Regions from separate parts of the Mus musculus genome. Here region 2 is linked to region 1. The links are chromatin loops, found by intact Hi-C in ENCODE. Cell type or tissue: left cerebral cortex. All regions are shown on one strand. Region 1 holds the start of 5930438M14Rik (RIKEN cDNA 5930438M14 gene). Region 2 has its middle 53 kb from the start of 4922502H24Rik.

Region 1 (5,000 bases):
ATGTACCCTCAGTTGATTAGGGACTTGGTCTCTTAGCTCAGGATGACCTCAGACACACTCAACTCCTCCTGTCTCTGCCTCTCAAGTGCAAGGCTTATCAGCACGAGCCACTACATCCGGTAAAATTCTTTAATTTCATTATCTCTTCTGTGTGTTTTCAAAATAGAGAAGACTCATAATAAGCAGCGACACCAGACATCACAGACATTTCAGACTTTAAAAAAATAAATAAATAAAACAAGCAGCATGATCCTTGCTGATGTGTAAATATAATGCGCCAGGCTGCTGACTGTAAAGGAAAAACTGTCCAAACAAACTATCCAACATGGCTTCCCTAGGTGTCTACGGATGCCCCTGCTCTCCTTCCTTTTTACATTAGAGATTTTTTAGGAAATGGCATTATTGAATCTAGGAACGCCTATCTATGAAGGGTTCCAGATTAATAAACCATCCCAGCTGCACCTAGCAGCCTTCTGATACTTGGTCTCTAAAGACACCTTCATTATCTGGACAGATACTAAAGAATGTGGGCCAGGGGCTCAGGGTATAGCTCAGCAGCAGGCCACACGCTTAAGGGTCCTGGGCCCTGGATTCAATACCAATCATAATATGAGGACAAAGAGTTAACAGTCCCCTCCCTAGCTCCTAATAGACAATGTTGCCCACCGTCTTTCTCAAGTGGTCTTTCCTGATAAACTCGAAGCAGCTGGGCTCCCACTCATGATGAGTGCTTCCCTCTTCCTTTCTCTCCCTTTCAATATAAGAGGCAGCCAGCACTTACTGAGCACCAGCTGTACTGCAAGCTCTGGGGCCAGTGATACAAATGCAAAGCCTTTGTTTTAGGCTAACACAAAGAACCCATTGTCCTTAAACACAGAGACCTTCTCCACCCCAATCTGGTGGGTTCAGAGATGTAAGGGAGGGAAGTGGTGCCCAATGGTCAGCTTCTTAGCTCTGGAATCCTAGCTAGTGACTCAAACCCACAAGCTCTGCTCTAAAATGGAGATGACCAACTGCCTCAGACGTTTCTGGTAAGGATTAAAGGAGATGTTCCATGAAAATATTTTAGAGTGACTGTCCACTAGAAAAATCTCGATAAAAAGCTATTACCATGGATAGTATTTGAATAACGAGGGAAATCTGAAATTGACCTCCGGTGGATGTGAGGATAACTATCCTTTTAGCAAGAAAAAATAAAAATACTTGCTGGAACTTCACAGAAAAGTCTAAAAAGCAATATCCACTGCAGCTTACGTGTTCCCAAGAGCAGTTCTTCAACATGGCCAACACGTCATGTTTCTGTTTCATTTTCCTCATTTTCTTACACCAGAACGTTTTCATCTGTGCCCAATGTTTATTTCCTGCTTAAAGGTACAGCGTTCCCTTGACCAAGCCCGGGTCAACTGCCAACACTGTCACAACCCAGAATTGTAAGCTCTGATCCTGAGCTGCATCAAACAGTGAACCAAACCACTCCCTTTTCATTCAATGGTTCTCAACGTTTTCACAAGGGTCACCTAAGACCACATGGATAACAGTAGCAAAGGTACAGTAATGGAGCAGCAATGAAAGTGGCGTTATGGTCACGGCATCTGTGGAACGTGAAGAACAGTATTAAAGCATCGAGGCATTAGGAAGGTTGAGAACGGCTGACGCAGAGGGAGCAGCTGGTATTAAGCCCAGGTGAAGATTAGCACAGAAATCATGAAAGAAAACAAACAAACAAACAAACGGAAATGGGCTCCTCCTGTAAACACTCCGAGCAATTAAAAATTAAATGAAGGAAAAGAAGAGCAGGAGAGATGTGCAGGCGGCATGAGAGCGAGCACGGCGCGCCCCACTGCGCGTCTCAGAGACTTTCATCGATTAGATGAATTATGGCCGTCCTCAAGGTTTCTATTGAAAGACAACCAAGAGGTGGACTCCGGGTGCCTGTTGCCAGGCAGGCTGCACCCTAGGAGGTCAGAATGCATAATTAATCAAGGGAGGCAGCAGGAGACTGCCTATCTGGGAGCCCTGGCCCTGGTGCACAGACTTCCACCAGCAGAGTAAGGTTGCCCTAATGAGCTTTTCAAGGTGATCCTGCCTTTTCTCCGTGTTCCTCACCTCTAGTCCCTTTGGGGCATTTCCAACCTAGTTACTCCAACATTCCAGGAAAGGCACAATCTCCTTCAAACGCCACGCCCTCTTCCCAAACGGTCTCTGCAGACACAAACTGAACATTAGGGATGACATCACCACCTTACTGCAGGTTATAGACCCAGACACTGAATTCCCATGTGGGCCAAGGTGATGGGCCAGCCTTGAGCAGTGTGCTGTCTGGATTGAGAGTGGGCAAAGACTCTTGCTGAAAACATACTTCTGATCTAGGAATTCTATTTTATTTTCTTCTTTTGCCTTTAAAAAATGCAGATAGGCACATGAGACCTAGAATTTATCCGTGCTACACAATTTATGCTAGCTCATTACCTCCTGCTAGACTCCAAGGCTTTGTAACGGAAATTGGCTCTGATCTCCGAGATGGGCATTACATCATAGTCTTCTTTTAGCACATTATGTCATCCCTGCTGAGACGCATTATCTATGGTTGGCTCAGCAGTAGCGATTTTTGTGGGCCGACTGCAGTGTTCCCAAAGAACTGCTGGGAACCACAGATTGAAATCTGAAACATTTATCTTCTAAAAAGCTGAAAAGGGGAAAAGATGTTCATGTTGGACCCCATTTCTTTTCCTTAACCCTCTCCTTTCTTGGCTACTTGTAGATCGCTCTGCTGTGAGCACCGGAGAACAATGTGCAGAGGCTGTGCAGGAGCTAACATTTGGAAATAACTGAAATTAAGGGGGACTGACACCCTGTTTTTCATCTGGGACCAATACTCTGCACTTACCATGATCACATCTCAAGGGATGCTACAAAATGCTCAGAAGAACCACCTGTACTTGCACCCAGCAAATAGAGAACATCATTCTGCCAAAATCTTAGGCTGCTTCAGAAAAGAACACACAAATTGAAGCTACACATGCACACATACACCTGCTTATCTTCCTGACCATGCTGTGGCCACACAGACAAATTCTAGATTTGTATTAGAAAAAAAATGTTTGCCAGGAACTGCACCGATATTATCTCTTGTCACTTCAACCATGAAATTAGAAGCCCATTTTGTACCTTTCCATCCTAGGCAGGATAAGAAGAAACCACTGCACAGAGGGAATAGAAAGACACTTTTAGGATCGAGCAAAGATACTCCCAAGCCCCAGAGAATCCCTATACCTTTCTTGTCACAAAGGCATAATTATGGAATTGTGGTGGGGGAGGGTCTCTAAATACCAGAAGGAAATAGAATACATTCAACCATGACAGAATTACAATTCCTCTCTTATACACCAACTAATGAGATTCACTGGGCAGGGAATACGTGAGGGAGGAGGCTCTCAAAGAGGCTATGAAAGTCCTCTTCTCCACCCACCTGTGCACTTTTCAGACTTTTTAATAATGAATATTTATGCTCTCAATTACTCTCTGTGATACTTAAATGGCAGTGCCATCAAAGCAAACAAACCCAGGATTAATGGGAACGAAAGTAAAGCTAACATTTGTCCTGGTCCAAAAGCCTTGTTTCTTTCTATCTTCAGTAGTACTTTGTCACACTCCACCCTAGGCTACACACACACACACACACACACACGCCACCCTTGGATTACAAAGCAAGAAGTTACATTTCATTCATTTGCTTGGTCCACAATGAGGCCATGTGCACAGTCCAAGCATCCCCACAGGTGTTGGGACTCTGGGATATGAAAACTACCTGGCAGGATTTCAGCAATCAACTGTTCGCATCTTTAGCATCTCTTCTCCCATATTTCATGTCTGTTGCCATTCGTCTTTATCAACTCTGATGGGAAAAGTGGGGATTGATGGAGCGACCCACAGAGCCCTCTGAAGGGGCTTTCAGATCGACAGTAGACTATAAAATGTCATTAAACAGCTAAAAGCCATTTTCAAAAATCCTTTCCTCTTCCCTTCGCCTTTCTTCCTTTGTCCCTTCATCCCCACTTCTTCACTCAAGCTCTTAGAATTTTATGTTCTGACGGCCAAAACTCTTTAAATCGTAATAACTATGTATGCCACTCGGGATAGTGAAAGGAAACTACGTATACTCTGAATAGTTTCAAGTTTTTACTGCAGCCAAAGTAATTGCTATAGCATTTAAAAACCTACTGAAAAGAGCAAGGAGCCTTCACACATTAAGCTGATTTTCATGGAAGTTGTAAAATATTAGATGACTATAATTTCTATCAACAGCAGAATTAGCTGGCCTGACCATTCTCTTTTTGACAAAGTTAGTAGATTCATAAACCCTGGGAAATGCACCTCTGCCCCGGATTTTGGCTGACAGACATGCTGAAGAGGATATTAGGTATCATGTTTGCCTCTTCTGATGACCTGTATATCCCTGTAGGCTGTACCCAGTCCTGCTGAAAAGTCTTCAGGATAACTGAAAATCTTTAATGCACTCTCAAACAAAGCCAATGTGGAATAGAGCCAATGTGCCCCCCACCCCCCAGATCCAGAGCAAGGCAATTAGCCTTACCAACCACAGGAGCAGCAGCACCTGCCACCCTGCTACAGGGACGAGGAAGACAAGACCAACATCCTCATGTCATCTCTGAGAACAGATGTATAATGTGGGAATGAGATGCATGGTGTAAAACTAGCTCTCTTGCTCACTGTCTGCAGATTAAGGTGGATGTCCAGGGTGGTCCAAACAGGCTGAGACCAGATACTAATACTACTGACTTCTGACATTACAGCAAAACCAATGCTTAGGATGAAATGGATATTCTGATGGGAATTCTGGCAGTGTCTTCTGCTTTTTATTTATTTAGTGTGTGTGTGTGTGTTGTTGTTGTTGTTTTGTTTTTGTTTTACTTTGTTTTTGCCCAACTGCTTTGATGCTTAAGATGCTGGCAGAAATAAAACAAACCCAATATGTACCT
Region 2 (5,000 bases), 220 kb before region 1:
CTGAGTTTGAGACTTGGGAGGCAGAGGCAGGTAGATCTCTGAGTTTGAGGCCAGCCTGGTCTACAGAGTGAGCTCCAGGACAGCCAGGGCTACACAGGGAGACACTGTCTCAAAGGGGCAAAGAAAGAGAAGACGGGGAGGAGGAGGAAGAAAAATGCATGGTGGCATATGCTTATAATCCTGATGATACTCTGGTCTACACACACACGCACACGCAAACACACACACACACACACACACACACACCCCAACAAGCATACACATCAAAAAAGAAAGAGGGAGAAGGAATGGAAAAAAACAAGATCTCCAAATCTACCCCAGAACTATCACACCAGACCTTACATTTTAACAGCATCATCACATGATTTGAATATACATTAAGGCTTGAAAGCTGTGGGTGTGTACATGGCTGAAAAAAATTAAAACAAGAAAACTATGACCTCCTGGAAAGGACTAGAATACTAGGACTACAGAAATCTACATGACACAGAACCCCATACATCTTTGAATAGGTGATCTGATGGCATCCTCAAGTCCTGCCAAAATATAAGCTATGTCTGCATAGGAAACGGCTTTCAGAGCCAACCATGGTGGTTCATAACTGTAATCCCAGCATGTGGGAAACTGAAGGAGGAGAATTAAGGGTTCAAGCCCAGACTCAGGTATATAGCAAATTTGAAGCTAACCTGGGCTACATGAGACCCTGTCTCAAATAAAAAGTTGATAAATAGCCCCCTAAAGTTAGTGGCATTAAATAATAATAGTAAGTTCCTCAGGAGAGAAATCCTGACAGGGCAGGGCTTAGGGGGATGCTTAGCCAGGTCAGCTGGTGAGACAATAGCCTTACAAGCAGAAGCATGTGGGTTTGATCCCTAGAACCTAAATAAAAATGTCAGGTGTGGTGGCACGCTGGAAATCCCAGCTCTGGAGTGGCAGAGACAGGAGGATTTCTGGGACTCGGCAGTCACTCAGTCTACCTTAACTAATGAGCTCTGAGCTAATGAGAAACCCTGTCTTAAAGATGGTAGCCAGTGTTATTGAAAACACCATCCACCTTCCACACAGGGTCACACCACATACACTCATACACATCTGTGCAAACCTACCCCACCCCCACATGAATACAAATATGCACAGAACAAATGATTTAAGACAGGGCATGGGATCTGAAGGTGCCATTGGAAAACTTGCAGGCTGAGGGCTGGAATCAGCTGAAGAATTCAATCTTATCCAAGCCACTGTTCCTGTCATTTGCGGATCTGTTAGCCTTCTCAGCTAGAATGTCAACAATGGCATCTATGTAAGGCCTGGTCTTCCTCAGAGTGTGCTCATGGGGTTCCAAGTATAAGCAGCAATGGGCCAGGGAAAGGGGAAGAAAGAAAGAGACACAGGTGAGAGAGAGAGAGAGAGAGAGAGAGAGAGAGATACCAACATAGGAGACTGAGAGAGGGAGAGAAATAGTGTGTGGGAAGAAAGGAAAGAGAAGATGGGAAGGAGGGAGAAAGAGAAGTCAATACCTTAGGTAAAGAAAGGGAGCCAAATCGACAGCCGCAGTGCATTCTATGACTAGCTTAGGAGGCAGCACAGCTCCCGCCACTCTCTTCTGATTCAGGGGAGCTGAAAGGTTCTACTGAGGCCGAAAAGGAATCTACAGAGACCCAGCCATGTAGCAGAAGCCATGCAGCTGCAAACATCTGTGGACTGCCGCATCCCACAGCACTCTACCACTACCACTATCCACGAAGGAGCTCTCAGTTTGGTGTCTTCCATAGGAAGAACTATAGGTTATTCATGTCCATCTGGGGTAGTATGTTCTTGGGAATTCTTGCACTACATTTTTGTCCCCAAAACAATAGTTTAAAAGCTAGTCTCAGTTTCCATTCTATTTTGTTCTTGGGGATCATTCAATTACAGCCAAGCACTTTAAACAGCTTATTAGAAGTCTATGAGAACAAAGTGGAAATAAGCAGACTTGGTAGAGATAATGAGTCTTTCACTGGTATAAACTTCCCAAATAGCTTGTTTTTATTTTTCCCTGAACGTTGAGATTCATTGCAAAGGGCAAATAAAATGACCACCACAGAATGTGTCCATACACTGCGATTTTGATATCTACTTGATACCTTACGTCTTCAGACTCAAACTCCCTTCTGTGCATTTGCAACCCCACAGTACAACTTTCTTGGCAAGGTAGCTCTCAATCTGCTTGGTTGTTCTTATATTAGAGCAGAACCAAAAAAGAAGGTGGAGGGGATAGAGTCTTCTACATATGACAACATTAAAAAATACTAGTGTTTGTTTCTCATTAAAACGAAGTCGGAAACAAAAGCTCCAGTTGGATTTGGCCTATAGCCATTCATCCTGAACACTGGAGGAAGAGAAGCATAAGGCGAGCCGATATAGACTTGGCACAGGCTTTTAGGGTTCTAATTTTGTACCATATTCTGTGTTCCCTCTCGCCAGAGAGTCACATCCAAGCCTTGTACAGTTAGATGACTGTTCTTGTGATGGTCCTTTCTCCCCAGCCGTCTCCTAACTGCTGGGAACACCTTGCCACTTCCCTCACTTGCCTCTCTGAGAAACATACAACAGCCATTCAGCACAGGAACACATCCCTTCACATGCACACTGGTAGTCCCTCACAGGCAGGCAGCCACACCAAGGATCCAAACACTCAGATACTATGCAACTCCTTAACTGGCTCTTCCTTCCCCTAAAACCCCAGCTTCCCTCATAACTGGGGCAGGAAGGGAGTCTTTCCTCTTATGAGATTTTATACCTGCAGTGCTGTCCATTTTTGAGACACTTCCTAAGCTCACCCAGGAACCCGAATGTCTGCAATTTCAGCTGCACACTACCGTGCCCAGTCGCATCTGCTGATCTGGAAAATGGAACAGCGATTACAACTGACTGAGACATACATAAAAGGAACTTTTTTTTTTGAGACAGAGTTTCTCTGTGTAGATAAGGGGAACTTTTAATTTGTTAAAATTTCTTTCTTTCATGTTTTGTTTTGTTTTCTTTTGTTTTGTTTTGTTTTGTTTTTCAAGACAGGGTTTCTCTGTGTAACCCTGGCTGTCCTAGAACTTGCTACCACCACCTGGCATAAATTATTTCTTAGTTTCACAAAATTCTACAATATAAATATTAAAGATTTTAGTTACATCTTAAACGAAGATATGTTAAGATCCTAGCTTCTACTACATGGGTGTTTTTATAGGTACACTCATCTTAATATCATGTTATAAGCATGGGGCCTGACTGGATATGACTGATGTCATTCTACTAGGAGAGACACAGAGTCATACAGTGAACTCCTACCGGAGCAGAGGCAAAGATGAAGGAAAAGGATCCACAAGTCAAGGAACACCTAGGACTCCTAGCCACCATAAGAAGGTTTGCAGCCCCAGAGAAATGTACCCTAGGGGGCATGTCCTGCTGCCAACATCTAATGTCTGATTTCCAACCTCCATGTCTGAGAATCCATGTTTATCGTTTATGACACGTCATTTGTGGAACTTTGTTATGCCAACACTAACAATGACTAGAGCTGATATTAACGCATTCCCAGTGACTATGAGATGAAACAGAGGGCTGTTGGCAAAGATAAATAAGGGAAAGCAAGCTATCCAGGTTAAATGGTACCCTGATATACAAATGTTGTCCTTTGTCAACCTAGGATCCCTTAGTTTGGATCTAGAAATGACTTAAAGAGTCCATATTTGTCCGCACTTCTACAAGAAATGTAAGGTTCAGACATAATGATAGATGGCTCTAGAATATAAAGACAATTATAATAACATGTTGGGCATAGCTGAGTGTGCTCTATGTATTTCTAGCTGAGTACTAGTCCAAGCTTTGGTGGGTTTCTCGGATTTCCACACATGGCCACTGCTCTCTGGTACTGTGTCTAGAGTACCTCGTACTACCCTTACATTGATGGGAGAAAAATCCAGATTAGGAAGGAAAAGGACTTTAGGGGACACCATGGGGCACAGAAAACTAACTGTGACTAACTTCCATTGATGCACATTAAAAGAAAATTGGTCTTATTTATTACATCAACTATACCTATAAGCCAGGCACTTCATGTATCTATTGATATCTAATTTTAATTGGTATGTTTTCACTGGATACAGTGCTAAATCTCATTTGAAAAATGTATTTAAGATATAAGCATGCACTTTAATAATTAGCCCCATGCCCTTCTTTAGACTCCTTCCCTCCCACCCCCTCCAGCTAGGCTCCTATCTCTTATTTTTTATATCATATGTAAATGCTTAAATGTATGTAAAAAGAGTCCCATGACTTTCAAATGAGGGGAAACATGTGATGCTTGTCCTTCTGCCCTGACTTCTTTCTCTTAACATGATGATCTCCAGTTGCATCCATTGCCCAACAAATAATATAATTTCATTTTTATGTCTGTCTAAAACTCTATTATATATGTATACATAGCATATTTTCTGTACCCATTAACCTATCAGTAGACACCAGGTTGATTCCATAGCTTGGCTCTTAGGACCAGTGCATCCATAAAGAAAGACGTGCTGATGTATTTGTAGAATGCTGTCTTACAATCCTTTGGGTACATACTCAGAAGTTACAGCTGAACCACAGTGTGTGTGTGTGTGTGTGTGTGTGTGTGTGTGTGTGTGTGTGTGTGTGTGTGTCTGTGTGTCTGTGTGTCTGTGTGTGTGTCTTGAGGAGCCTACATACAGATTTTCATAGTGGCTGAAGAAATTTCCATCCCCTGCCCCCACATCTATCAACATTTGTATTTTTGTTTTCTTAATGGTAGCCACTGAAATCAGAGTAAGCTGGAATCTTATTGTGACTTTAATTTGCATTTCCATGGTAGGTAATGGTGTCAAGCAGTTTTTATATGTGTATATGCATTACATCCTTTGAAAACTGTCTACGCATTCATTAGCCTCTCAATGGGTTGGGTTGGGTTGTTTGGGGATTTGCTGTTTGCTGTTTGGTTTCTTTGTATAATT

What was found. Hi-C counts contacts between places; a loop is a spot of excess contacts. Peaks named below come from ENCODE experiments on the same cell type or tissue, not always from the same donor. Only the 100,000 strongest peaks of a DNase experiment are listed, where the experiment ranks them.
Region 2: a loop joins it to region 1, with 2.2 times the contacts of the local background. A loop is called at or near these places in 2 of 42 quality-filtered maps.

What each region holds. Positions count from the first base shown.
Region 1 is chr13:101,231,175-101,236,174 of GRCm38, reverse strand. The region is part of intron 2 of Gm36427 (a long non-coding RNA gene); the gene reads left to right. It overlaps 5930438M14Rik (RIKEN cDNA 5930438M14 gene), which reads right to left and starts at 4,048. Exons shown (of 4, transcript NR_046158.1): 1 at 3,809-4,048. In left cerebral cortex, a CTCF peak has its summit at 2,618; DNase peaks (open chromatin) are centred at 873, 2,254, 2,551 and 3,191; H3K4me3 peaks cover 514 bases; H3K27ac peaks cover 3,300 bases.
Region 2 is chr13:101,448,154-101,453,153 of GRCm38, reverse strand. No RefSeq gene overlaps it. Among named protein-coding and RNA genes, the nearest start is that of 4922502H24Rik, 53 kb to the right of the region's middle. In left cerebral cortex, no CTCF peak of the experiment used is centred here; DNase peaks (open chromatin) are centred at 1,811 and 2,431; H3K27ac peaks cover 1,874 bases.